Linked DNA regions of Mus musculus: regions 1, 2 and 3 are each linked to region 4. The links are chromatin loops, found by intact Hi-C in ENCODE. Cell type or tissue: heart. All regions are shown on one strand. Each heading gives the region's core, and the rest is flanking DNA. Links, peaks and the distances in the headings are about the cores only.

Region 1 (8,044 bases), core at 1,526-6,525, 280 kb after region 4:
ACTTTAGGTTTTGATGCTAGAATGTTTCTGGGGTCCCTGTTCTCTCTCTCTCTCTCTCTCTCTCTCTCTCTCTCTCTCTCTCTCTCTCTCTCTCCCTTTCTGTCTGTCTTTCTTTTTGTTTTTGAAAGGATGACATCACTGTATAAGATTCGTGGTTTTTTTTTTCTTAATGCTTATTTAGTAGATCCTTGCATAGAAAATATCAGGGAGGCATCAAAATGCAATGAGCTGGAGATCTGTAGGAAAGGTCTACCTCACACAAAACTTGCATAATCATTTCCACACTGAAAATTGAAATTTCAAGGATAACTATAAGAGTGTCTCAGATGCTGTTAGACCAGCACTGTAAAGAACACCCACAATATGTTTATAGTGGGGTTCCTCAGTTTTCTCTCTTTGTTCTACTGAAAATGTCCAAAGGAAAGATATCCATTATTGACACTGGAGAGCTGGTTAGGAATGTGGCTGGTAAGGGTGACCATGTGTTGAAAACCACGTCCCCAATGTCATTTGATGATGGGCTGTAGATGTGGGACCATTGAGAGGTAAGTAGAGTTAGGTGAGGTCACAAGTGTGGGCTTCCGTGAGATTAATGGTTTTGTAGGAAGAAGGGAGGAGACACAAGTTCACCATTGACTCTTCCACTCTATCTGGCTAAGGTGTTACCCTCCACCATTTTATAAAGCAGTAAGAAAGTCCTCCTGAGATGTAGCCCTTTCATCTTCCCAGCCTGCAGACCTGCAGAAAATAAATTTTCCTTTCTGAAGTGCTCGATTTGTGGAATTCTTTTATAGATGAAGAGAATTGACTAAGACAACAAGTGGTCCTCGCCAACCAGTGCACAATCTGTACCAAGCAAGGTTCTGGCTTCCTCCTATCTCATCCCTTCCTACTGTAGGGAAGGTCTCCATTTCCAATAAGGAGGTAAAGGTACTGAGGTTAGTAATGCCAAAGCTCAATGGAATATATGTGATCCAATAGAAAGGAATATGAATTCGAGGGAAACTTAAAATGCTCAGAGGGATGCTTGAAATTACTTTCATAATTTAAAACAAGGGTGATATTTAAAAAAAATAAGTAGACAAGAAAAGAGAACTTTAGTAATGAACAAATGCAAAACTCTATTTTAAACTTGGAGGGTGGAGTTCTGAATATCTTCTAGAAATAAAATAAAACAACAAAAAATACTATGGTTTATGTTAAGCAAACACTATCGTTGAGCTGTAACCCAGCCCATGGTGGTCCACGCCTTTAATCCCAGCAGCAGGGAGGCAGAAGCAGGTGGATCTTTGAGTTGGGGACCAGCCTGATCTACAGAGAACGTCTGAGGACAACTGGGGCTGCACAGAGAAACCCTGTCTCAGAAAAAAATGACATCTGCATGAGGAGGGAAAGTATGTGATAAAAATGCAGCCAACTGGAAATAAAACACCTTGGTATCTTTCAAATTAAACAATAGAATCACCACCATTCTGTCACTGTTTAAAATGTCCCTGCATGAGATGGGGCATTACAAAAGCTAAAACAATACCACAAAGTCTTCATTCACTTAGGTAGGATTTTATTCCTCAGAATACATCCCATTGAGAATACATTAAAAAATCTAAAACTAAAATTGGACAGATTCAGTACTGATCCAAGAGCTAAGAGCATTACTACTGGGCAACATTAATGGTCATGGTAATGAATTTCATTTACCACATGATTTTATTTGTTCATTTAGCTGCCTTTTGATTTTTATTGTTTGCATATTCAAAAGAAAAATTCTCCAAAAATCTTTAGTAAATCAAGAATAACAAAGACACACAGATTGGTCAAGATCAATAAAAAGAAATATAAATTAGTGCTGTCATCCCTCTTTGGGAGCTATTTGCCTTGTATGTTTCAGACAATGTCTCGCACTAACCTGGAAGCTCTTTAGAACTCTAGTCTGGCTGATCAATGAACCCCAAAGATCTACCTCCTCAGTGCTGGGGTTGCAAGCTCATGTCACCGTGCCTGGTGTTTTTACAGATGTGGTGGCAAGGGCCCATATGCAGCTTCTCAGGCACTGAGCCGCTTCCCAGCATGGTCTCTGCTTCTCAAATACCTATCATGAGGGAGATTCTGTTGTTTTCTCATGAATGAGCAATTAACTGGTATTTCCTTCTACAGTAAGAATATTCATTCCATAAAGTCTCTTCTTCTAATTTAGTGCTTCTAATTTTGCTGTGGTCTGGGAAAGCACACAGCTAAGTTTATTAATAATCATAACTCTAGCCACAGCAGTAATTAGACTGAGTGTTTCTGAACACTTTCTTTATCCCAGCCAATAACTGTAATCGGTGCTTATATTCTTTATTATAATTCATAGGAAGCTGAGGATTAGCAGAGATTCAGTAATTTGCCCGAATTCCTGTGATAAAGCATCCGATCTTGAAGCATAGCAAACTGAGCTTGTTGGTACAGAATGGAAATTACTGGGGTGGAGGGATGTTAATCAATAGCCCTCAAAGGGTGACTGTGCTATTACCAGAGCTGTATATTCACGGAAGACAAGAAGACTTGGGGTGTGCTCTGAAGGATTTCAAGTACATGTGTGTGGGGGTGAAACAACCTTTAATTACATAGTGAGACTATCCACTTATATTTTGGTTGATTTGTTTCCTCATTTAGTTATTGGTGCTGGCTATGCACCATGCCATGAAAAGAGTTTCCAGCCCCTCAAAAAAAAATTTTTTTTTTAAATTCAGTTTCAGGTTCTCTGATTATGTCAAAGAGAAGGTCACAATGAGGAGATGTTGGTAACATGTTCTTAGTGTGTTATTTAAACCCATTCAAACACCTTTTGGGAAACAGGACTAAAATATAAAGCTTCTAGAATTGATATGGTGTGTGGCTAGAAGCTACTAATATTTTTTTCTTTTATTATTGTCTTTCAGGGCAATGCCTGCTTATCCAAAGTGAAAATCGTTTTCTCTGCATAAATGTGATATCTCCCTTTGAAAGTCTAATATTTATTTTGTTATGTTTTCAGAAATACCATTATTTTCATAAAGTTAAGCTGTAATGGATGTGATAAAAAAATCCACGAGGATTACCATAAATGATTAAATATTTAAAATGCATCTAGTAGAAGGAAAATTAATTTTCAAAGTGAGAAAACAGTCCATGAATTGGAAACAATTTTCTGTGTTCAGAAAAATCAAGGTCCCTAAATGAAAGAAAGAACAGTTGATTCTCACTCTTGCCACGGGGTCTGCCTCTCTGAATTGTAAGTTCTAGAAGGTCTTTTGTACTGATGGGGTAGCACACTCAGCTCTTACAAACTACTGACAATTCACAACAGTCTCACCAACCATTTGTCAAAACCAGCCATCACCAAAAATTAAATTACACTAATTTCTATTTAAATAATTCCACTAGAACAGAAATACACACTCAAAACGTCCTATATTTTTGCTTCCATTTGCCCTTGAAGTTATTTGTGTCTACTGTAGGGTGGGCTGGCAGTGTGATCTCGTGATGTGCGACTGTACATCTGCCCCGCATCAAGTTCAGCGGCTTCATGTTTGAAATTTACCATGGTGTGAAGAATTTACACTGTGAAAATTGGCAAAGGCTGTGAGCCTGGTTCTTTCCTCCTGGAGAGCTTTTAACGTTTAACAGCTCTAAGTGCCGGAATGAAGGGCACTGGATGTCCATGCTCCTGACCCAGTGATCCCTAATCGATGCTTTTAGTCATTGACTAGGCCTCCTGACCTAGTGATTCCCTAATCAGTGCTTTTGGTCATTGACTAGGCCTTCTTGACAAGATGTCCTGGAGACCTCACTGGCTGGAAACAGCGAGTCATTGGACCTGCCCTGGTTGTATATGGTAGAAGCAGGAAACTGCATCTCCAGTCCCTCCTAGAGAAAGGGAATATATCTTCTGGGGTTTTTTCCCTATAAAATTTAATGCTGGCTTGCTTTTGTTTATATTAATACTTTTTCATTAGAATGTGTTTAGCAGTGTCTTGGCAAGAAGGAACACTCTTCAGAAGTTTGAGTACTTTTCTGAATGATAGAGACTTATCCTTAAGAAATCCATAAAATGTAAAGGAAGCCAAAGTAGACAGTGATAAAAATGTCAGTTGTTGAAACAGAATTTATGGCTTTGGTTTTAATACTAGGAGTGTTTTGAAAATATCTTGTCTCTTATCTTGTGCACACAGTGGCTCTTATTCAGCTGAGAGAGAGGTTAAGTGAGAAACGAGTTGGCTCGCCAAGGATAGATTTGTCCCGCCCACCCCAGCCCCCAACACACTTATACACTCATGCACACATACTCTGATGTTAATTTGATTTGAAAATGAAAAAAAAAAAGAAATATCAGGAAACATCATCATCAATTTCTCTTCTTACAGAAATGATTATTCTTGCTTGAGTGCCCTCTGCTGGAATTCCTCATATATACACATTGCCTCTACTTATAAGGACAAGCTGGAGGCCGTGAGTAACTTCACGTTATGAGCAAGACATAGGATGTGCAGAAGCCCGGTGTGCAAGATTAGAAATAAAACTGAGTTAAGCATTAAATGCAGTGGTCAAGTGTTGATTTAATTAGCCATGAAAAATAGCCACGTTTTGAATGGATCAAAGAAAACAATTACACATAATGGGCGAACTGAAAACAATCTACTATTACTGAAAGAGAGGAATGCTTTAATTAAGCTAAAAGATATACCTAATGTTAAATGAGGTGGTTACAACAGCTGCACAGGAAAGCTGTTTAGCTGCTGATTATAATATGAGAGATCAGAAGGACTGGTTAAATGCAGCTAATAAAAAGGCAACCTTATTAAATTGTATTACTATTATTTAAAACTATCTTGAGCCCTTTCCCATCTTTGGCAAGTTGGGTAGCCATATTGAAGAAAATATTTAGAAGACTCTTTTAATGTTATTTCTGATACTTTATAGATATACTGTTGGTATTATTTAGAGAAAATTATTTTAGAGAAAGCAGTGGTTACATAGCATTAAGACCTCAGGATGGATTAGGTGAGAATGTATTGATCTTTGTTAATAAGGCTTTCCAGACCCTGAAGAACACACATGAGTACCCAAGGCTGAGCTGATGGTGAATGTGAGCTTTGGGGATCCCACTGTAACATGTCATTTGGAGTAGTTTTACTATGAAGATCCTCTCTTTCTTCGGAGAAATTTGAATTAGTGAGGAAAACAGATTTTTCGTTGTACATTTGCTATTCAAAGCCTAGGGCTTTGTTGTCTTCACCGTCTTCCTTCAGTGTCTCTGTCATAAACAAGGGGATTAGAACGATGGTAGGAGATGGGGAGGGAATGAAGGGAAGCTGGAGATTTAATAGAAAGAAAAGAAAAAAATAGTTTCCCACATTATCTGATTCTATTCTTATCCTTTGTACGGCTTGGCGCTCGAGTTAAGACTCTCGTGTGCCAAGTTTCCTGAATTCAGCTCATAGATTCCGCCTTGGTTCAGTTAGCATTGTTTCCAGTGCTGGGTAACGGGTGAGGACTGTTCATTCTTTTCAATAGGAGCTGCTTACTATGCAAGCAAGTCATGTTTCTATTGCAAAAACAGTGACAGACAGACAGACAGACAGACAGACAGACAGACAGACAGACGATAGAGACACAAAGTTATTCACTAACTCAAACTAAATGTCCTCTGTCCTTTCCAGATACTTCTGCCAACAAATATTCATTTAACACATTTCTGACACTAATTTGAAATTTGAAAAATAAATCTGGAGGTAGAGTTTGAGGCTAGAAATGCAATTGGATTTAGTTTTGTGAATGCCGTAAGATAAATGCTTAATCATTGACTAAGATGCTACCATCTAACACTTCTTAGACTGGGGCATGATGAAACTTCATAATATAAATTCAGAACATTCAGATTTTTTGAGAACTTTTTGACTGCTAAGCTGCTTTAGAATTATACATTCATATTTTAGAATGAGGATATCAAAACATTATATATCGAGAATTTAACTCTGAATGAAGAAGTAAGCCCTATTTCACTCAGAGGAGTGACCCAACCCTGTGTCAATCATGGAGCTGGGACTGTAATCCTGGGATTTGTGGCTGTAAGGACATGGTCCTTAAGCACAGATGGCTTCTTAGCTAAAAATTACAGAAGTCTCCTCATGAGTCATTATCCCAGTTATATGTGAGGGCTAAGTAGAACAGTGACCACTTAGGTGCCGGGCAAACGGAGGCGCTTTTATTACATTGGCTAAATAAAGGATGCTGCGTGACATTTCTAGAGTGTGTCTCCCCAGAATTCTAATAAGTTGCACGTGCTGTCGAGACACTCTAGAATGGACTTCCCACCCCCCCACCCCCAGCATTTTAGGATACATTTTTGTTGTCTGTAGGCTATCGTTTTTTGTTCATGTTTCCAGAATCCTCTTCGGGGAAATGATCTGACAGACAGCCTGCTCCCAGAGCAGCAGCCCCGTTCCCCACTCGCCTCTCTGCAGCATCTGCATTGGGCATGAGCCCGGATCCAGATTTACGAGACATATGTAGACACTTCTCCCTTTCTTGGCAAATGCATAAATAGACTCCTACTGTCTACATGTAGGTACTATATAAATACAGAGTTGTGCATACTCTGTGGATGCCATGTATCATTTATCCACGTATTTTTAGCATCACCAACACATTTACATATGCTGTCACGTTTCAAACTGCACCTCAATATAGTGCCTTTTTCAACATGATCTCGGCAGCAGGCAACATCATTCCTTTAACATTTCCACCAAAAAAAAAAAAAAAATGAAGATCAGAAAAGCCAGCAAATAAAGCCAAAAATAGAAGACAAATTTAAAAATGGATAACACTTTTTACTAAGATGCTCTGAGATAGTATAGAATTAGCTGGAACAGCGGACTGAATCCTGATCTGGAATTTGATTTATGCAATCATTTGAATGTACCTCATATGCCTGGGTTTCCTAAAATGAATGTTTACCCTTTGGCCATTCTCTAAAGGCAATATCAATATGCAAACTATCCTTGCAATTTGATGCGGAATGCTTGTAAAACATGGTAGCAAAAGGGAAGGATTCTTTAAATACGATGAAAGAAGTCAGAGACTCTTCTCTGGGAGAGAAAGCATCTTAATCGATTCTTAAAGGGTGGGCACAAACGTCGAAGACTTTGTATAAAACCATGGAAAAATTAGAAATCGACTGGCCTAATAGATCAATCCCAAGATCAAACATTATAAACTGATTGATCTAATAGATAACACCCAGAGGGTTCAATTGCTTAACAAGAACCAGTCTTTAATAAGAGAGCATTCAAAGGGTCCCAGGACACGCCTTTCCTGCCCTTATCGAGTCCTTACTGTGTATTTTTTTTTTTACCTTAATGGCTATGTAGCTATGGTAGATGAGTTTAAGAGATTTGAAACAGAGTCACACCAACGCTTTTTCAGACATTTCCCTTAAGAAGCAGAGCCTACTGTGAAGAGAAATGTCTCATGGAATGCTAAGTGTGTAAAAGAGAGGGGCAGTCAGCTGAGTCTGTATAAAATGAGGGCTTGGGAAAGGGGAAGGATACCAGTTACATAGCACACGGACTTAGATGAAAAGGCACATGTGAATACATATGAATGCACAAATACATTCTTTTGTACACACATACATATATGTAATTTCTCCAGGTCACTGAATGTCTTTGTACTTGTAAGTTGTACATGAAGCTGTCTGCCTCTGGCCCTGTATAATTGCTTACTACGGCTCAGGGAAATTTGAAGATCCAAGCCCGTATCTGCTCCAACTATTCCTGCTCTCTTTTCCTCCAGGAACTACTGACGTAGCAGGAAACGTTTTGGGGATTCAGCCTTGGTGATAAAACTATAGTGTGAAAATTAGCTACTGAAAGAACTTGTTAGGTGCAGCTCCCAAATACCATCCCCACTGATGCTGATTCTAAGGTCTGGGGTGGAGCCCAGGCATCTCCGGGATGGACCATATACTCTGAGTAGATCTAATGTAGCGATGTCCACAGGAAGCAGGGATGATATGATAGAC
Region 2 (8,044 bases), core at 1,515-6,514, 170 kb after region 4:
CATTTAACACAACACTATAATTTCCACGTTATTCACTAAGTGTCTCACTCTGCCGCTGCCCTCTTGCCACCACGAGTGCCAGAGGCAGTAATGGGGTCAGTGCGAACACTTCTCCAACACTCAGGATCCACCCTCTGAGACCAGTGGAGTTAAATATCAGTCAGACCCACGCTTTGTGTTCTGTCCATTTCCACATTCATCTACACAGCTCTGCCTCCAGTTCCGCTCTCTATTAAAACCATGCTCTTGACAACATCGCTGTAATTATTGCCCCCACCCCCACGCTTAACCATCCAAGAAAGAAAGGAGCTGGATGAAATTCATGAAATGAAAACATGGCATTACATCTTCTTTTACTTTTGCAAAGGGTGGGGAAAGAGAGCTGTGTTTTGACTAGAAATCAGGTTTCCATGAGGATTTTCGATGGGAGACAGACTACGCTGATGGGCTCACTGAAGACAATGGAGGGCAAAGCTGTTTGGAAACTTGACTTTGATATTTCTGGGGTTCTGGGAAAGTTACAGAATAAATACATAATAGTCATTTTTTTATGTAAGAAAAGAATTTTTCAAAGCAGTATGTCTCTTTTTAAAATATACACCTTTTTGTACAATGATGAGCTAGCCTACAAAAAAGAATTCTGTTTTATTTTTTTTTGTTTAATAGGAGAAAGTAATTTATAATATTGATATGTCAATATGTTTTTCAATAAACTTCTCCCTGGATTTCTCTTGAATTCTCGTCAGTGTGTAAGAATTATAATTATCTGTCTTCCTACCTTGAAAGCACTATAAGGTAGTCATTTGCCGAGTTCGGCAGCTCCAGGCAGCACTAGAATAGGGATGTCATGACTCAGTTAACAATGCTCTGTTAGTCACACCTTCCTTCTGATAGCGTTCTGTATCTCCCAAGCACTGTGCATCAGAGATCTACCTCACGGCCTTTCTCTCCTGTGCAGTGTTATTACTGGAGTCAGTGTATACTGTTTTGGTGCTTTCTGTCTGCTTCAAAATCCTCTTCTCAGTGAACATGATGATGCCATGTTCAGCTCTGGCTGAAGAGATGGCTCTTTGGGCAAAATGCTTGCTGTGTGTATGAGAGTCTTAGTTCAGATTCCAAGAACCCACACCAAGGCCAGCCACAGACGCTTGTTTTGGGACCCGAGTACCTGGGGTTTGGGGGATGAGAAGAGATGCACAGATCACCCTGGTGTCATCCTGGGGGACCCATCTAGCTTAAACAGGATGTTCTAGGTGAGAGAGAGAGAGAGAGAGAGAGAGAGAGAGGGAGAGAGAGAGAGGGAGAGAGAGAGAGAGAAAGAGACAGACAGACAGACAGAGAGACCCCAACTTAGACAATAAGGTAGAGGAGACAGGGACAATTAGAGTGACACCCTGGTATGGATCCCTGTAACCCTTGAAGAAATCTGGTCCTGGCCTTGAGCATCTGTAACACTAGGAGACAGAGACAGGCAGATCCTCGAGCCTACTGACTAGTCCAAATGGCCATGTTCAGTGAAGACATCCTGACTGAGCACAATAATGAAGATATCCTAAAGGTGACCTCTTGTCTCCATAGGTGCACACATGGGTACATGTTCCTGCACACATTTGCACATAAATATGCAACAGTGACAGAAAGTCACTAACTCCAAAGTTTGTCTTTTTAAACTTTACTTCTCTCTCTCTCTCTCTCTCTCTCTCTCTCTCTCTCTCTCTCTCTCTCTCTCTCTCTCTGTGTGTGTGTGTGTGTGTGTGTGTGTGTGTGTGTGTGTGTCTGTTCATGTGCTTGTAATCATGTGAGGTCATAGAACAACTTTGTGGAACCACTGCCCTTCTTCCTTCACTACGTGAGTCTGATGCTTTTGACTCGTCACAAAGCCAGCTTAGCAAGTGCCTCTCTCCTGCTTAGCATCTCATGGGCCCTCATTCTAAGCTTTCTGTACAACATTTGAAAAAAAAATGTTTTCCCTCTGGATCAAAAGAGGCCTAATGTACCTTGAATCAAGAAGGTGAGGTAACGGAGAGAGTATATTTTAGTGCTAAGAACACAAGCACTTCAGATGTATTTTCTTTAGAAGTTCTATTCTTTAGCTTAAAATAGACACTGGTATTGTTGAAATAAATTTTAATGAGATCCATTTAGACAAATGTTGCTCGTGGAAAGAGTGCTGGTCTCCCAGAACTTGAAAATCTTGGTATCAAAGCTTTGATCCCTCACCACCCAGCAATGTGTCTTTGGGTATGATGCTTATGTGATTAAAAGGGATCTGGAGGGAGGGAAGCCTACCAGGGTGCTCTTCAGTTTGTCTCCATATTGGGGAAGATGATAGACACGCTTCAGGATTGATGAAAGGTCCCTTTTTTTAAATGAACTCTTGGGAGCTGGGAGATGGTTCGGTGGGTAAAGGTGCCCGGGATGTGAGTCTGTTGGCTAGAACTAGAGAGCTGAGACCTCCCTAAGAAGCTGGAGGTGGTGACGGTGCACATCTGTAATTCCACAGTTCCCATTGTGAGATGGGCAGCCGAGGAAGAAGACTTGACTGGAAGGTCCCAGGCCAGCTACACTGAGAGTGTGCAGTGTGGCAAGGAGAAAAAAAAAAAAAAAAAAAAGCCTAAGTAGTGGCCCTGTGATCTTCACACATGAACAGTGACACTCTTGTACCTTCACTCCATTTATGCAAACTTTTCTCTCTCTCTCTCTCTCTCTCTCTCTCTCTCTCTCTCTCTCTCTGTGTGTGTGTGTGTGTGTGTGTGTGTGCGCGCGCGCGCACATACGCTTTCCCCCTTCCTCCCCTTCCCCCTCTCTTTCTCTTCTTCCCCTTCCCCCTCCCCAGTTGCTCCCATCCATTAGTTATAGCGCCATACCTTCCTTCCTTTGAAGGAAGACAGCTGTTAATAGTTCACCTACTAATCCAAGAAATTTTACAGACTTAACATGTCCAAGTTCTCTGCTTCCTATTTAGAAGCCCAAACAGAGGCTTTTAGAAGCAGTCAAGCTGGGTCTTAGGAAAGCCACTATGGGGCATGGGTTAGAGAGTGAAGTAGAGTGTGCACGATCATTTTATTTAACTGTCCTTATTTCCAATTTGGCCTGTAAGTCAGTTACAGGCTTTTCCTGATGCTATTTCCATGCTCACAGGCTGCTGTGACATCCGGTTGTCTCTTTTGTCATCTTTGTTTCTTGCTTCTCCTTACCCAAAGAACTGAGCGTCTTTTTGGATGAAAACTAAGCCCTTGAATGTAGCAATGCAGAGACGTTGGTGACCCTTGCTGCACTGATTTCAGTAGAGTGCAAGGCTGAAGTCAGAGTGAAATGATTTGGGGGGGGGGGGAGATGCAGATACGGGGAAGTGGAATGTGATCACCAGTGCTCTTCAAGCATGTAATGCTAGCTAAAGGGAAGTGTACTACAGATTTCTATGCTTCATACAAAACTCTGTAGGCAGAGTATTATTGCTAGCCTCACTTTAGAAATGTCACAGACAGGAAATCTAAATTGCCAAGGGATGACTGTTTACAACAGAGGTAAAAGAGTAAGGTGGTTACTAATATACAAATGAGAAACTTTAGTAATTTCAGATTTGAGTAGGTCGCTGCCATCATTTGACTATCATGTGCTAGCCATGAACATCATGTGCTGAATATTTCAACATTTAGAACTGAGAAAGGAGTTAACGCTGGTGTGGTCTTCTCTACTCTTAAGTAAGAGGCCTAAATATCAACAAAGTAAAACCATGTGATAATACCCAAAGCAGGAGAAAATATACAATTAAACTATTTCGTATTTCATCGTAAATGGAAAACCCTGAGCAAGAAAATCAAAGGTTAATTTGAAAAGTAAGCCATGCTATCCTCTTTATCATAAGTACTTTTTCCTAACACTCAAAGAAATTGCATGTGCTGTCACTAATTATGAGCTACTAAAAGATTATCCTTTGTGCATAAAATTTTAGTAATATTTTTACTTACTTATTTATTTAACTTTTTGAGATGTGTTTATTTTTATTTTCTGTATTTGCGTCTTTTAGATACATTAACATCTGTGCACCACATGTGTGCAGTACCCTTAATGACCAGGAGAGGGCCCCAGATGTCTTTGGAACTGCAGTTACAGAAGGTTATGAGCCACCTTGTGGATGTTGGAAATGGAACTTGGGTCTTCTGTGAGAGCAGCAATTGTGCTCTTACCTGCAAAAATCTAGTGGAAAGATACTGGGAAGTCTGGGTAGTAAATTCCAGGACTGAGATTGTGGAGTCCCCCATAGAACACCCAAATATTTTTGTGACCTTTATTTTAATTTAATTATCAGCATTATTGAATGCCTGTATGAAGGAGAATCCTTCCAAGAAGGAAAGTGGCTTAAGAATCTAATGCTCAAGTAGTGTCAAGGTTGATGCATGTGCAGAAAGATGCCTAGTGAGGACATGAATAGATCTAATGTATCAAATATACACAGAGAAAGTTCTCAGAATTCTGTTGTTTTGTTCATAAGGATTGAAGCCAATGGCCAAGGCTGACTGTATCTAGCTGAGACTGTTATTTACATCTATACGTTGATCTTGCCCAAAAGATATGTTGGACATAATATACATCATTCCATGTGGGTCTTACACAATGCCACATGGTTTCTTATAGTTTATTCTGTGTTTGATGGTCAGAAGAAGGCAGAAAGTACAGAAGAAAGTTACAGAGGACCCTAGAGACATCAGGGCCACAGGAAACAAAAGCCGGTGTCACTGGGTATCAGGAGCCACCTAGGGATTCTAATTGCATGGAGTTTTCCGTAGTTAGAAATTATGATTTTTTTTAAAGTTTTGTAAAATCCAGGAGTCACTGTTTATTACTGCCACTGTCAGTCACTAAGGCTGATTACACGTCTATTTGATCAATCTTTAGTTGTGCATTCATCAAGGGTATATATTGAATACTCATTATAGAACTATGACGAGATGTTTAATACTTATATGGTATACTTCATACAAGAGGAAATAATCTATGCTAAATTCTATCATTGTCATTTAGTTTTTAATGGATATTATCCACTGTTTAAAAAAGTTGGATCTCTTGGACATGGTGGCATTTTCTCAAGATAGAATTAAAAATGATGAGGTTGGGGTTGGAACATGCATAGTTAGACACAAAAGGCACTCACTAGACTGTACTTTGTCTTACATTCAAGAGCACTATGAACTGCATTGGGAGAAGGCTTCTCACTTCTTTTAAGAAAGCCAACATAGCTCCACAACAGCCAGTATGGGTCTTTTCATTCTATAGGCTAAAGTGTGAGATCCTTCTGCTACACTCCTAGAATAACAATAAAGAATACTTTTAAAAAATAACCTACTGTGTGTAGACTGATGTCACATCCATCTTGTTGACAACAAGTACCACACTATGGTTCCCCAAACCTGTGGCGACTTACAGTTTGCATAGGTAAATAGTGAAATAATTAGATATGCTATATCTTACTACAACCTTAGCCAACTGAAGGTCTGAATAACAGAGATTGCTCTTGAAGTCGGTGGGTGGAAGCTGTGTATTTATTGCTTATTATTTAATATCTAGTCTCACTTAACAAAAGTAAATAAGTGTGGACTATGTTAAGTGCAAGCCCTGATTTCTTACTCAAAGATTCTAGTGCTTCATTTTTAGACTTCTTCAAAACTGGTGTTTGATCTATGCAATACTTTCCTCCTTACATCATTCCTTTGAGAGTTTGGAGGCCCACGCACGCTCCAGCAAGACCAAGGGGCACCCGTGAATTGAAGTATGTTGCATACCCTCCTGACCTCTGTCCTTGCAGCTTCCTCTTACCAGCAGTTTACTAAAAATATAAACTTGAATTTGAGTCTAAAGATCTAAGCTCATTCACATTTCACTGTGCTGACGCTCGGGTGAGCCTCGCAGGCCTGGCACAGAAGCATTATGGGGCCCCACCTCTGTTCTCCATCTGCAGACATTACCTTCCAGACAAACAGACCAACTTCATGTGTCTATGAACACACCCTAGGCATTTTAGAATGTGTGTCATGCAGCAGATATAAGATTGCCTGCAAGGGACCAATTGGGAAGCAGAAAGAGGTTTTCTTGAAGGAAACGGGACCTACAAACAATAAACAGGAGAGAAAAGGTAATAACAAGGAGTAGGGGTGACGTGTTGCACTAAGATGAGGGCTGCTGATTCTGTGGGCTTTACAGGCAGAGGACCTAGTTAGTCAGGAAGCCAAGCTCCCTCATCTCCTTTCTTCACTTTCAGTGCCAAGCGGTTTCTTCCTCCCTCTCTCTGAGTTGAGCCCCAACCCTTCAGCTCCACAAACTAGTCAAAGTCACCAGTGGGAAGGAGCCTGCACCTAAACTGCACCCTAGATGTATTCCGTCACAGCTGTATTGCTATAGTCTTCAAAATGTGCAACAGCAGAGGCAAGCCCTGAAGGGTGCTGTGAATGACTTCTGAGTTGTCTTTGGAGATTCTATCTTCATAGACTGAAGAGCTCTCTGGCCCTGCTTGGGTGCTCCTGAACTAATCTCGTGCAGGGCCCTTGCCCTGTTAGTTGCTAATTCAACTCACTTTGCTTTGTCAATGAAGCACACGCAAGTGTAAGAGGAAGGGAGAGAATTAGTAGTGAGGAGACAACTTGGGTAAGGAGTCACAAAAACAAGTTCTCATGCTGTTCTCTGTGTGAGCATGAATGTGCCCATATACCCATGTGTATGTGTACTTGTGTGTGCCCATGTGCCTTTTTCCTGCCAGGACTGATGCTGTGTCTACAGCAATCATGGTTTCATGATGGCTGTTTAGTGTTGTAACTCCCCATAGCAGTATTGTCTACTCCTTCTGCCCGACTCCTGCCTTGCTACTAATGAATGTGTTTGACAGGCAAGGGTCACTTTATTATTGTGACATAATGAATTGGGAGATGTGATTTCCAAGTGCTGAGGCTAACGCAGTGACACTGGCAGGGTGACGTTTTCACCCCAAGGTGCCCCAATTGTATACTCGACACACTTGGAAGAATAAATATTGATCTGCTCTGGGCAGATGTGCACAGTGTGAAATGTTAATGCTTTGAAAGGGCGTTGGATGTACAACATAGCTATTATTATGACTGTTATTATAAGGTATAAAATCGCAGCCAGTGTCTTGTCTGTACCCCTATCGTCATGATTACCCCCGCATGTTGCTTGCCACTGTGTGTGGACCACTATGCATGAGACTGGGAACCTTGCTGAGGAGCTAGGCCAGGTGCATTGATCTTGAGACTGCCCACAAAGGAGAAGAAGAAAATAATATCGTGACATCAAGCCCTGGTGTCTTGAGGCTGGGGATTTGCTCAGTGGGTAGAGCACTTGCCTAGCATGAGAGATACTGTGAGCACTGCGTAAACTGAACACAGCTATAATTACAGGACTTTGGAGGTAAAAACAGGAGGGACAGAAGTTCAAGGTCAGACTTGACTACATAGTGAGTTTGAAGCGACTGTCACAAAAACTCTTGAAGACTGCCAGTCTATCTCATGACCTCTACTCCTGCTAGCAGGTTAGAAATTTTCCACTTATCTTCCTAGTGTGATTTATTCTTTGGTATAAAATGTTTCAGGGGCTGGAGTGATGGCTTAGTGGCTTAGAGCGCTGACTATACTCTCAGATGCTCCGGGTTCTTCCAGCAGCACAAAATCCTCTGTAACTCCAGTTCTAGGAGACCTGATGTCTGTTTCTGGTCTCCATCAGGCATGGATAAAGTCTACATACATACACACATATAGGCAAACATATATATACATAAAAAATCATGTTGGGACGTCCTTCGTCATTTGGTGCGGGAGGGAGCACAAGAGTGGCGGTCAAGCCTCCGGTATCCCAAGCTAGAGGTGAGCATGGCAGAACAGGGACCCACTGCTGAGCAGCTTGCTCAGATAGCTGCAGAGAATGAGGAAGACGAGCACTCTGTGAATTACTAGCCTCCAGCCCAGAAGAGCCTCCAGGAGACCCAAGAAACTGGACAAGGATGATGAAAGCCTTCGAAAGTACAAGGAGGCCCTAC
Region 3 (8,044 bases), core at 1,689-6,688, 350 kb before region 4:
GAGGTGGAGAAGGTGAGGGAGAGACAACAAAGATATGAGAATGGTACTAAGGTATGGGATGGCATTTTTAAAATGTGTGAGTGTGCACACACCCATGTGTATGGTCTTACACATGATAAATCCATCCTGGTTTTAATCATGCTAAGCCTGAGCTCTACCACTAACTTCTACTCTGAGCTATATATATATATATATATATATATACTTAGAATAAGTCTTGATCTTATATAAAAAGTTTTACAAAGCACAAAACCATGGTAATACCTGCCCCTAGGAATACCTACTATATGCTGGGTAATATAGTAAGCACATTGGTTTACTAAGTCTTTTGATTTGCATGGGAGTAGCTATTGAGACTAACCTGCTTTAGCTGGTGGGTAATCCAAATGCAGAATTGAAAAGCATCTCTTGACTACCAGAGCTTCTCAGCTGCTAGGCAGCTACATCTCCAAATCTATACAGACATCATCTCCCATGACTCTGAAGTCTGTCAGGACACAGCTGGGGGTCATTCTGCCTGACCTGTCTGTCACTCCCTTGCCTCCGGCTCAACACTGTCCTGAGAAAGAAAGAGAGACCACCCCATCTTTATTTGCCCAGGACTTGGCAATGTTCAAGCCCAAAGTCCTATTTTCCCAGAAATCCCTCTGTCCTATGTAGACTGGGATGGGTGTCAACTCCATCAAGAGGATGTCCCATAGGAACCAGCATACTGCTTACCTTTCCAATGACTATGTAAATGACTTTAATAACTTTGTACACACACAAGGTATTGGATTGGGGATTCAAAGGGGACACTGAGGCAGAGTTTCCTTTTGGGTAGAAGTTTATTAGAAGAGTTATTCAACCCATGGACATACAGGAAGGTGTATAGCAGGAGATCAGTGTCTCTGAGGAGAGTTCAAACCCTTGAGGCAGAGTGGCAGACCCTTCATCAAGGCCTTAGAAGAGGGAGGTGCCATATAGTCAGGCTGTCTCTTGGTTCCCTTGGCAGCAGGTTGGGGGATTCTAGGGGTACATGAGTTAGGGTGTATCCATTATAGGGTTAGGGAGGTGTGTCAGTACCATATCCCTCTGATGTCATAGAGTCTGGTAGCCTAGTCTTGAGAAGTGAACTTCACAGGACATCAAAGCAGTCATACTAACGACTATACTTAGTGGTATTTGATAAATTCAGCTTTGTAACAGTCACCATCTCTTCTTAATTTCAAGAGACCAAATGTTTATCTACAATTTCAAGGATCAGAAGGAAACATGCAAGAGCAGTACAGCGACTTGTCTAAGATTGGATAATTAAAGTTGGTGCTGTGATCAAACTCATGTGAGCCGTCTGAAGCTGTTTGGAAGAATATCAGCGGTGGGAGGGAGCTCAAGGATTCACTCTTATTTTCATGGAAAATACTGAATCAATGCTTAGGACTTTGCCACTTTAGTTCCCTAACATTAGTCTAAATAAACAAACGTGCATGGTGCTGTATCCTTTCCATTCTTCATCTCCAACCTATTCATGTTCCTCCCAAAGGAACAGTCCACAAGGATGCCCGATCACAAGCTGGAGATTAACTAGAAGGGAAATCAACAACTGTGTTACATACAGCCTCAGGAAAAGCAGGAGAGAGCAGACAGAGGCTGTCTCCAGACTGTAGGTCAACCAGAGAGCAGCACATGCTACAATGTCTTTCCTGTCCCAGAACCCATGAAGTCCAAGTTTGCAAAATCATGGCTTGCTGGAGTCACAAGAAAACTGTCGTGTGTGTGTGTGTGTGTGTGTGTGTGTGTGTATGTGTGTGTGTGTGTGTGTGTAGGACAGCAGTTAAGTGTCTTCCTCTATTGCTCTTGTGGTTTTTGTTGTTGTTTGGTTTGTTTTTTATTTGATTATTTGTTTGTTTTCTGAGACCATGTCTCTCATTGAACTTGAATGATGATCTGACTGGAAAGCTCTAAGGAGCCACCAGTCCCCATCTTCTCAATGTTGGGTTTTAGGTATGTTCCACTGAACCTAGCATTTTAAATGGGTGCTGAGAACCTGAACTCGGGTCTTCATGCTTGCAAGGCAAGGATTTCATTATTGACTGAGCGATCTCCCCAGCTCTGAGCAGATACACTTTCAAATAGAGTGTCCATATCTTATCATCTAAGAGAAAATTTCAAAACAGTTCTTGGACAGGACATCAGAATAACAAGCCAAACAGAGGCTGTCCGAGACAAAAGGGGACATGTGGTTACTTTTCTTGAGGAGCAACTTGCTAGAAGGCTGAGAGCCATCACTCCTTAGTAACATCCAAGAGCAAGGGAGAAGAAGCAAAACATATTGAGAAATGAAACCCTTAAACGGTGAAGATCAACCCCAGCCCTGCCAAGCTGAGTGAAACAGCCAGGAAGATTAAAATCAGTTGATTGCAAAATGTTAATAGAGGAGTGAGGAGTGAAAAGCCAGAAAAGACACACAAAAACATAAACCCAGCCAAACAAATGGGTCACAAAAACCTGGGGCCTGTCACACAGGCAGAAAGAGAGCACTCCAGGGAGAGCCTGTACTAGACCAATTAAGTCTGATGACTAGAGAAGAAAATACATTTCCAAAGGAAGAAGGTCTAAAAGGGGATCAGCTGACTTAGGAGAAGGCCAGCAAAGGACTCAGGAAAAGCGCTCTGGAGATGTTAACTGAGAAACAAAGAAGCTGTGCCAAGAAAAACCACCTGCTGGGCTGGAGAGAGGATTCAGCCATTAAAGTGTTTTGTTCTGCAAGCTGGAGGACTTGAGTTCGAGCCCCAGAACCAAAGTTTTTTAAAAAGTGGGAATGCTTGAATGCAATTGTAATCCCAGTGCTGGGGAGGTGGAGGCAGGCAGATCCTTGAGGCTCAATAGCATGACACCCTGTCTCAAAAAAAAAAACCTGATGACACCTGAGCTTGACCTCTGTCCTTACGCATGTGCACAGAAACACATGTGTACTCCACGTGAATACACACATGCAAACTGTTAGAAGGAAATTGTTATGGCTTATTTTTAGTTTTAAGTGTGTTTAGGCCTCATTAAGTAATCACAGGGAAGCAAGAGGCCCTAGGCTCCTGTCTTCCACAGCTGGCAGCTGGCAGCTGCTTGTCTAGGTACTCTAAGTTCATTCCAGTGCTGCAAACCCATAGGCAGTCGGCTACATGAGTAAGCTTGTATAGCAGAAAAGGAGGTGATCTCAAGTCTCAGGACATACACTAGATAAGGCTGTGTGTCCCAAACTCATAGGGACACACAGGGCTTTAGGGCCGAGGCAATGCTAGGCACTGAGAAGATTGTATTTCCCAAGGAACTCACTCAGTCAGGGAAAATGTGTGTGTGTTCGTGTGCATGTGTTACTGTTTCGTGCCACATCAGCCATTTTTGCCCTTTCTTTACACTGACACCCAAGTTCTCATGGTCATAAACTATTTCCCTTTCACTACTCCGAGTCTCCAGTACTCTTGTTATGCAGTAAGGACCATTGTTTCTCACCATACACACACACACAGAGTCATCTACTAATTCAGGGTCTCGTCCAGCAGAAGGTTTCTTGTAGCCTCTAAGGTCATAGACACAGGCACAAATGGCAAATACTGCTTCCAGCAGGGGACCCATCCTTTAGGGACTGGAAGGTTAGACAAATGGCTCTGTGTGTGTGTGTGTGTGTGTGTGTGTGTGTGTGTGCTCCCAGAAATAAGCGAGATTAAATGTGGAATTGCTTAAAGCTTAGCAAGGGTATTCTCTAACTCAAGCTCCCCACACACACACTTACAGGTCCCATTCTGACAGCTTGATGGATCCTCCCTGGTTTCCCATTGTGTACAGAGCTTCAGATCTGTGTGGGCTTTAAGCAAATACCACCTGTTTTCTCTGCAGCAGCTGTTGCAAATAGCAAGGATGGATTGGGGCTCCGAATAGGGTCCTCAGTGAGAATGGGAGGGAGAGACGGAGGACAGGCTCTACAGAGTGCAGCTACAGCCCTTTCATCATTTTGAGGGACCACTGACTCCCCTGGGTTGGAATGCTCTGCAAGAAGTGTGGCCCGATTTTTTTGTTCATTTGTGACTGTGTTCTCCTTCTCCTCCTGTGTGAGCCTCTCAGAGCCTTAAAAGCTTGGATTCATCACTCTGTGGATGAGTGACCTTGGATGTAGCCTTTTGGTCTTAGTTTTCCTGTCCGTAAGCAAAGGAAAACTACAGCTGTCTTTGTGGCCACTGGACACATGGATCGAAAAGTCTTGGGGAAGTCTCAAGGGACTGTCTGTCCTGCGGCATGTGCCAACAGTAGATGGCGCTCCTTCTCCTTTGCCAAGACAGAAAAGGTTAAAGGACCAGAAGAGTTGAGTCTTCCATAAAACAGTATGAAGGTACCCATATTGGCATTCAGTCTTTTGCCTCTAAGGTCAACACAGATGTTGGTCTCAGCCTTCAGCCAAGTCCCTATCCCAGGCTCTGATTGGGGGAAAATCTATACACTGTAGTGGTTTAAATGTGACACACATTTTGTGAGCTCCTGTGTTTGAATACTCGATCGCCAGCTTGTGACACCATTTGGGGAGGATATAGAAAATTTTGGAGGAAGTGAAGCCCATGGAGATGTGGGTGAGCAGTGTCTATGTCATGCCTTTGCTCCTGTAGCCAACGCCACTCCCACCCCATCAACACCGATGCCTTACTTCCCATGACACACTATACTCTCAAATGGTGAGCCCAGTCTCTTAAGCTATTCCTGTCAGGGGTCTGTCACCTGCACAAGAAAAGTCCTTATTAAGTTGGCCATTACTCATACTGTGAACTAGGCAGGATGCCGCTGCAGGGGAAGGGATAAACTTACCACAGCATGTCTAATATGGACAAGAGAGGCTGGGTTGGGTGGCTTGAAATGGGTGGGGATCTTCTAGTATACAAGTGAAAATGCTGTCATTGTAGAGAGCAAGGGGAGTGTGGATCCAGACACCATACTTCAGATTTAGCTCATTTTAAAGAGCAGATGGAAGCCGTGTGATCGTTCATGTCTATAATCCCAGCATTTGGGAAGCAGAGGGAGGGGCATTGGTGTGATTTCCTTTGAGGTCTACTTATTAAGTTCTAGCCCATACTGGGCTACAAAGTGAGGCTGCAGGTTAAAAAAAACAAAAAAAAAACAAAAAAAAAACTGGAAACAGATTAGAGCTCTGTGGCAGAGTGCTCACTCAGCAAATGCAAGGGTCGGGGTTCAAGCTCCAACACTACAACAAACAAACACACAAAAACAAAACAAAAGCAGCTGGGATATCCTCGACAGTGTACCTGCTTTGTCACATCAGAAAACGAAGGTCCTTGGCTCTGTGACTTCTAAAACAGAGACATTTAGCATATAGGAATGAAGAGGCTGCTATGTTAATTTAACGTGAGGGATTGTGATCTAAAACCACAAATGGACCCAAGAAGTAAGCAGTGGGCAAGGCTGGGTTATGCAGCCATGGTTCTGGGAGGGACTTCCCAGTGGCAAATACACATTTGGGTGGATGTCTAGTAAATTATAAAGTCTAGGCAGATTTGCTTGCTTGTCCTGTGAATAAGAGAGAATTCTTTCTGCCTTCTTCAACCTTCACTATGCCAAGTCACACATTTTCCTGTCCTTATAAACTTCATCGGGATGGACTATGAAGTCTTCCATACACCTACTCCTTCAGTAGAAGGCAGAGAGGGAATGTCGGAGCATGAGACAAGTTTCACATCACAGCAGACAGGAAACCCGAGGAGGAGATAGCTGCTCGAAGCTGCTATTGTCGGTTTGAGAGTGAGTGGATAGCAAAATCATAACCTCTTAATTCTCAGTGGTCAAACATCATCTTTATTGAATAGGTGAGCATGTTGCTACCTGGGAAATAAGAATGACTGGTTTCAAAGTGGGATCTGAAACTAATTCTGTTACATGGTAGGACTACCCGCAACTAACTATTTATCATCCTTATCTTACCCCTGATCTTCAGAGGAGACAATAGATTTTTCCTTCCCCATTTTACTTACCTTCAAAATCCACTGTCCCACCAACCACCCAATGCAGCCAATCAGTGCAAAGAGCACAGGGAAACTTTAACACCAAGAGGGGGGCAGGGCAGGTGGGCTGTACTCAATAGGGCAACACAGAGAGGCAATCAATGTCATTTGAATATCATATGTGGAGGAAACAATTATGAAGCCCAGGGAATTGTCCCAAGACTGGTTTGGCATTGAAATTCCGGGCTGGAAGACCTGGAGGCCTCAGAACTGTGTCTGTGAAATTCCACAGGGAGGCAGCATGCCCTCATGGTGTCTATAACCTGAGGGATTTAGGATGCTAATTTTTGCTTTCACGGGCAGCAGAAAGCCTCAAAGAATCTCGGGCTCACGTGTCTATCCAGGCCCTTCTCTTTCAACATTTCAAAGCACAGCTGGATGCTGGGGGCACAGCTTTGAGAATTAAGGACAGCAATGACACTGTTCCCACACTGGAACCCAATGTTTTATGTCATGTAACCTCCCTGCAATCCCTGAGCATCATCTGGTGTCCTGTCATCATTTCTCACCCAAGGACACTATGGCTCAGAGTCATGTCACCATGTGAACTGGGAACCTTGATTTACTGTATTTTCTTTGGAAAAGTCTTTGGACCCTGCGGTGATAGAAGGAAGGAGTCTTCCCAGATTGGCTCTGTGAAATCATTGCTTACTATTTGGATGCAAACTTGAAAGACCAACAGCAAAATGGTGGTAGTAATAGTTGGTATTTAAGAACAATGCCAAGCACAATGGCGAGGACTTTAAATATGTTGTGCCACTTAATCCCCCAAACTATGCGTACTGTCCCAAAGGTAGTTGTGTGCTCAGAGCAAGCAGGCTTTGTATACATTCTTGCTTTAATCTGTGTTCTTCTCCGCAATGATTATTTTGCTCAGTGCTGTGACCAAATATCTGATGAAAGCAATTTAATGGGGGAAGAATTATCTTGCTTCATGGTTTGAGGGTGCATCTCTTGGCAGGAAATTCATGGTGGTAGGAACATGGGGTATGTTGTTGGTTATTTCTTCCCTGCCCCTTTCTTGTCCTCCCAGAAATTCTATCACTATTTATTCTGTTGAATTTATCTTCTTGATGGTAATATGATTAAGCACATATTCAGAGATGAGGAGATGGTTAATTTTGCTTATATTCCGTTCCTTCTCCTTCCCTCCTTTCTCTGTACACGCTTCCTTTTCATGGAATTTCTAGCAGTTGTGTTTCTCTTCAGTCCTGCCTTTAGACAGGGTCTTTATTCACATTTGTACCTAAAGTCTCTGAGATTCTTTTCTCCCACTGGAAAGGTAATAATGAACACATATTGGTGCATGCATTTTACCGCCTTAAAGCTTAATGCTTGGCAATGGCTGCTCAGTTCTACCTACCTACTGTGTTCCCAGTTGTGCCTACTATGGTCCCACTTTATAAGGAAAAAAAAGCTTTTATTCATTACATTTTTTAAGATTTATTTATTTTATGTGTATGAGTATTCTTCTAAATATGTATGAGAAAGGGACATAAGATCCCCTGGGGCTACAGTTATAGATGGTTGTGAGCCACCATGTAGGTTCTGGGAACTGGACTCAGGACCTGTGGAAAAACAACCGATGTTCCTAATCACTGAACCATCTCTTCAGTCCCTATAAATCAGGACGCTAAGGCAGTAGAGCTTCAGGGACTTGCCTGAGAGCACATGGTCAGCATTCACACTTTATTCCTGGAGTTCACAGACTTGCTAACCCTCTTCAATGGGAGTGGGGTAAGGGAAGGATTTGATGTTGTAACATATTTATAATTCAATACTGAATGCATGTGGGACAGTAAAACTTGTGTGCCAGGAAGCTTGGTAAGGTAGAGCAGGTTGAGACCCGGAGATTCGGTGGGCACACACCTGAGACTTAGGCGACTCCATGCTCCCTGCAAGATTCCTGTCCTGGAACACGTGTCACACCCCCCACATAAGGAAATGTGACTTGTGATCTTGTAAGCTCAGAACAGAATTCTCCATGCTAATGAGGTACCTAGAGG
Region 4 (5,000 bases), core at 1-5,000:
CCTCTCATTCCTTCTCCTTGACAAATGTCTTCATTGGCAGCGGATCTTTTATCTCCCCGCTTCTTCCCACCTTTCCTTTTCTCCTCTCTTTGAGAACAGATGAACTTTCTACAGTATCTGCATAGGATCATTATTCTACATGAATTGTATCTCCCCACTCAATGCAACTTTGTGAACATTTCTGTGTTCTCTCTCTCTCTCTCTCTCTCTCTGTGCTTTTTTTCCAACCTGCCTACAGATGGGTTTCCTGTGATTGCCTTGAACCACGAAGACACTTTCATAGGGTTTCTTGCTCTTCTTTAATATGCAGAGGTGCATAGTCCCAGTGGCAGCAGCCACGAGTACCTTGACAGTCAGCCCTTCTCATGATGCCCATCGGTGTTCTTCCTTTATCGAGTTCAGATCTGTGGGCTTCCTCCAGAAACACAGCCACAATTGAGTTGCTTAGCACTGTATTGGTCTGTTTCATGCTGCTATAAAAAAATACCTGAGGTTGTGTATTTGTTTTTTTTTAAAGCCTATAGTTTTGGAGATAACCTGTTTGTCTCGTAAAGGACCTTCAGTGACATGAAAACAAACAAATATAAACACAAAACTTAAGGTCTGTGTTTTGTTTACTTTTTAATAACAGCTCACTCTCAAAAGAACTAACTGAGGTCTTATGAGAGCTACATCAATCCATTCCATGGGTGACTCCTAAGTGACATACTTACCTTATACTAGTTCTATGTCTTTAAAGGTCTTTAGTAGTCAGTGTTCTCTAGCAGAATAGAACTTCTAGATTGAATCTATCTATATCATCTATCTCAGTCTATATCTGGATAGAGGGGGTAGATCATTAAAATATCTTACAGGCTGTGGTCTAGCTAGTCCTACAATGGCTGTCTCCAAATGTCCAAGGATCCAGTAGTTGTTTTGTCCATGAGGCTAGATATCCCAGCTGGTCTTCAGGATATGCCAGCATTCCAAAGAAGTAGAAATTCTATTTCTACTAATGCCAGTGAAGGACTTAGCAGAGAGAGCTAGACCAAGCAGGCAAAGAGCAAAAGCTCTCTTCTTCCATGTCCTTTATACAGGCTGCCATCAGAAGGAATGGCCAAGGTGAGAGGTGGCCATTTCCACCTCAGAAGAGTCAAATCAAACGTGGGTCTTCCCATTTCAAATGCTTTTATTAAGGAAAAAAAGTCCCTCACAGGTGTTCCCAGCCATTTGGGTTTTAGTTAATTCCCAATGTAGCCAAGTTGACAACCAAGACTAGCTGTCACAAGTTCCCATACCTTTCAGTGCCTCCACATAAAAGACCAAGTTTAGAGTACATGAACATTAGGGGGCACACATGAGCCATATCCGAGTCCAATCAATCACACTTCCCTCAGACAGATTTTCCTTTAAAAATGCTTCTTACATGGAAATTCTAGACAGCCAGGATACATCCACCTCCATCCTTTTGCAGACTCTACTTCTCATCTGTCTTCTTGTCTGTGAATCTGACTCCTGTCATGGGGGCACAGCGCACAATAGGTTCAGAGCACAGCCTGAGTGTTAGCCTTTTCATCTCCCTTGCAGGACGTGTATCAGCAAACTGTGGTTGCTTCGAGGGACAGTTAAGGTGTTGTTTGTAAGGTTCTCAGCACCCAGCACACCTTGAGCGTGTTTCTGTTGTCATTCAAAGCTCCTTGCAAAAGATATCTTTCCTACAAGGTCCCTGTGGTGTTTGTTTGTTTGTTTGTTTTTGTTTTGTTTTGTTTCCACAAATGTCATTTATACTCCGTATCTGTACTGTTCAGATTTCACATATTTCACATTTTATAATTATATGACTAGATTTTAAGATCTCAGAAGGTCATAGAACTTCCCATACTTGTTTGGGCTCTAGTTCCAAGAGCCAAGCAAATATTTTTGTGGCTTCTGACAGATAGTTGTGCGATTTAAACATTAATTGAACATTTGGAGCAAAGAAAAGCACTGTACTAAGACACTGGTCCATCGAAGCTGATCAGAAATAAAATAGCCTGTATTTGAATGTAGCTAATATGCTCTCTTAAAATGATAATTTATATCTGAAGGCAGTTGTTGTCAGCTTTAAGAACCTGCAGTTCACCATCTGGCCAGAAGATGGCACAGTGTTCAAGCAATCGCTTCTCAAAGTGAAACCCAGTGGGGAAAAAGGAATGAAATTGCACTCGGACCAAGTTTATAGAGAAATGGGAGAAAGTGATGCCAGTTCAGCTTTGACACCATCCTAGGGCTCAGCAAGTGTCACGCTTTCATGTGGTGTCTTCCTTCTTACTGTCTAGCGTAATGAGCTGGAGGATTCTTCTAATTAGCTAAATATTATTGTACATCAGAGTGGGGCCAGGCTTCCTGTACATTCTTATTTGCGTTTTGCCAGCCAAAGGAAGAAAGCTGTTAGAGGCAGGGAGCAGATGTAAGAGAGACACAAAACACGCCAAGAAGTCACGGCACTGCTGTGGTACTGGAGGAAGCGATTTCCTTGCCTGTGTTTTTATTCTCATATTAGTAGAAGCACTTCAAATCGTTATGTCTTCCCGCGGAAAAAAAAAAGGCTTTTGCGCATGGCGTATCTACGGGTGCCTGTGTTCAGCATGTGTCTCAAAGTCTTTTCCTCCTCAGAAAGAATTGCACGAATGGGCTTTTATAGATTGTTAATATATCCACGGATGGTCTCAGCCTCTCTCTCCTTTACAATTATCAGCAATGTTCCAAGCCAACAAAGCAACCGTGCAGTTTGTTTAACTTTCCCTCTGTCCTTGGTTGGGAAATTCCGTGGAGGAAATTCAGAGTTGATCCACTATCTGGTATCAACTTTGTGCATCTCGTTCTTGCTCCACTTTTCTTTCTTCTTCTTCTTCTTTTTTTTTTTTTTAAACCATGTTAAGTCTTCTGAAAATTGAAAACTAATTTATTATCATGTACTTATTAGCACAACCACAAAAGAGGTCACCGGTCTTTCCTTTAATTTCTGTCACAGGCTGCAGGCCGTATTATGCTAAATCAAGGAAACGAGATAATTAACACAGCAACTCTGGCAAGTTTAATAGGTGAGTGATGAACACTTAGAGTTGAGCTTCAAAACCCATGTCTTAATTACCACACACCCCAGTGCCGTGAGGAGACTGGGGCCGGAAGCACGTGCCGCAGGTATCCTGGGCCAGGCAGAAGTTGCCACGAGTTTCCTGTGAAACTGTGATTAGATTGAGACGTGCCAAGGTGAGGTAAAAGTTTATTTTCTTTTCAGTTTTTATTTCGTGCTTATAATGTGGGGAGTTGCAGGTGAACTTGTATATGAGGATGCACGCATGTGTAAGGGTGCTGGTGGATGTGAGGGGGTTGGAAGGCAACTGACGGTTAGCCAGGAGCTGTTCCCTTTATTTGAGACGGCATCTCTCATTGGTCTGGAGCGCAGCAGTAATGATCTAGTCTGATGGGTTAGCTACTTCTAGTCTGCTTCTGCTTCTTCCATACGGGAATTCTGCATGCACATAACCATGCCTACGATTTTCCACACGGAGTCTGGGTCTCCAGCTCAGGTTTTCATGCTTCTATGACTGTGCAAGCCCCACCCCCTTTTTTGTTGTTGTTATTTTTAATCTTTAGCTATCTAGTTTGTGGCTCTTTGAGAAGTATCCATTGTACTGTAAGAGTTCCTACCTGGAGTCACATTAACCCCCGACGCCCATCCCATTATCCCTCTCCTGTGCCCTGGAAGGGATATTTCAAACAGCCTGGAAACACTGTAGGTTGTCATGTGTCCGGGACATGGTGCATCTAGCATTTGGAACCAGAGACTAGGGATACCACTAAAGCTCTGACGATGCACACACAGCACAACCCCCCCCCCCCCCAACCACCACCATAAGGAGTTGGCCCCAAGTGTCAATAAGCCAAGGCTGTGAATTCTGAGCACCAGTGACATTGTTTTTCCCTGCTTGTTGCCAACAGGTGTCACCACAGACCCTGTTCTGTTTGCAGTGCTATCAAAGAGAGAGCCCATAAACTCCTGAAACATATGGAACGAAATCCCAACTGCAAAGCGTTTGTGGAAAGCAGTTACACGCTGGTGAGCTGAGGCCTATGCAACCAAAATTGATCAATTACACAAATTAAGCAGAGCCCTTAAGGAGTTTAGTTTATTGGTCTGGACATCTGTTGCAGCATTGTCCAAATCCAAAACTCAAATGGTGCCTCCGGTTGCCAAGTTAGGCAAGAAAAATCTAGAAGCTATAAAAGCACAACCGAAAACCCTATATTAATATCAAGCCCATCTGCTGAATGTTACATAAATATGCAGACTTTTTCTTTTCCATGGGAGTAACATTTATTTTTACAGTGCCCAGTTTGACATTCTTAGGACATTCTGCTCAGTTTATTACGTTGTAACTTGAAATGTTTCTTTAAAAATGCATTTATGGTGTTGGTGTTAATCTTTTTTTTTTTTTAAGGATTTCTTCCACCTGCTTAACTCGTCATTAATACAGAAGTTCTTTTTCTTATGAGAAGAATGGGAAATCTTTGGACAAAGAGGCTCAGAAAAGATTCTGAGTCACACTTGTGTAGTGTAAAGGGAAATTATGTAACAGGCAGGGATGCTAATATTCCACCCCGCCCCTTTACAAGTTGAAATGTAATCTCCATTTTAAACTAAATTAACATCATTTCCAAACAGAGGATCATATTTATATCAGATTTATACAACCACATCAGATTACTATTAACATGTAAAATAGTCTCCTTTATGCTGTGGGTAAAAAATAGATTCGAGAGAATGATTTGATTTCCGCTTTAATGTCAGAGTTTTAAATTAATTGGAATGGACATGTTTAGGTTGTGCAAGACTCCGGGGCTGGCAAACCAGCAGGTAAGGACAGATTTACCTTCAGAACCTGTTGGGATCCTGGCATAAAGGAGGTATTTCAGTAGAAAAAGTACATCTGAAAAATCATGGTGTTTCTGTCATGTCCATCTGCCGAATGTTAAAT

What was found. Peaks named below come from ENCODE experiments on the same cell type or tissue, not always from the same donor. Only the 100,000 strongest peaks of a DNase experiment are listed, where the experiment ranks them.
Region 1: a loop joins it to region 4, with 11 times the contacts of the local background. A loop is called at or near these places in 21 of 42 quality-filtered maps.
Region 2: it touches region 4 in a loop (4-fold over the local background); 11 of 42 quality-filtered maps call a loop at or near these places.
Region 3: it touches region 4 in a loop (2.8-fold over the local background); 4 of 42 quality-filtered maps call a loop at or near these places.

What each region holds. Positions count from the first base shown.
Region 1 is chr6:98,379,167-98,387,210 of GRCm38, forward strand. No RefSeq gene overlaps it. Among named protein-coding and RNA genes, the nearest start is that of Gm32646, 20 kb to the right of the region's middle. In heart, for the core only: a CTCF peak has its summit at 4,421 (motif pointing left); no DNase peak of the experiment used is centred there.
Region 2 is chr6:98,267,659-98,275,702 of GRCm38, forward strand. The region is part of intron 2 of Gm765 (predicted gene 765); the gene reads right to left. It also overlaps the pseudogene Gm7892. Among named protein-coding and RNA genes, the nearest start is that of Gm32535, 13 kb to the left of the region's middle. In heart, for the core only: a CTCF peak has its summit at 4,083 (motif pointing right); no DNase peak of the experiment used is centred there.
Region 3 is chr6:97,755,228-97,763,271 of GRCm38, forward strand. No RefSeq gene overlaps it. Among named protein-coding and RNA genes, the nearest start is that of Gm24565, 29 kb to the left of the region's middle. In heart, for the core only: CTCF peaks have their summits at 4,278 (motif pointing right) and 6,258; a DNase peak (open chromatin) is centred at 2,414; H3K27me3 peaks cover 235 bases.
Region 4 is chr6:98,103,308-98,108,307 of GRCm38, forward strand. No RefSeq gene overlaps it. Among named protein-coding and RNA genes, the nearest start is that of Gm32592, 120 kb to the right of the region's middle. In heart, for the core only: a CTCF peak has its summit at 2,107 (motif pointing right); no DNase peak of the experiment used is centred there; H3K4me3 peaks cover 444 bases; H3K27ac peaks cover 238 bases.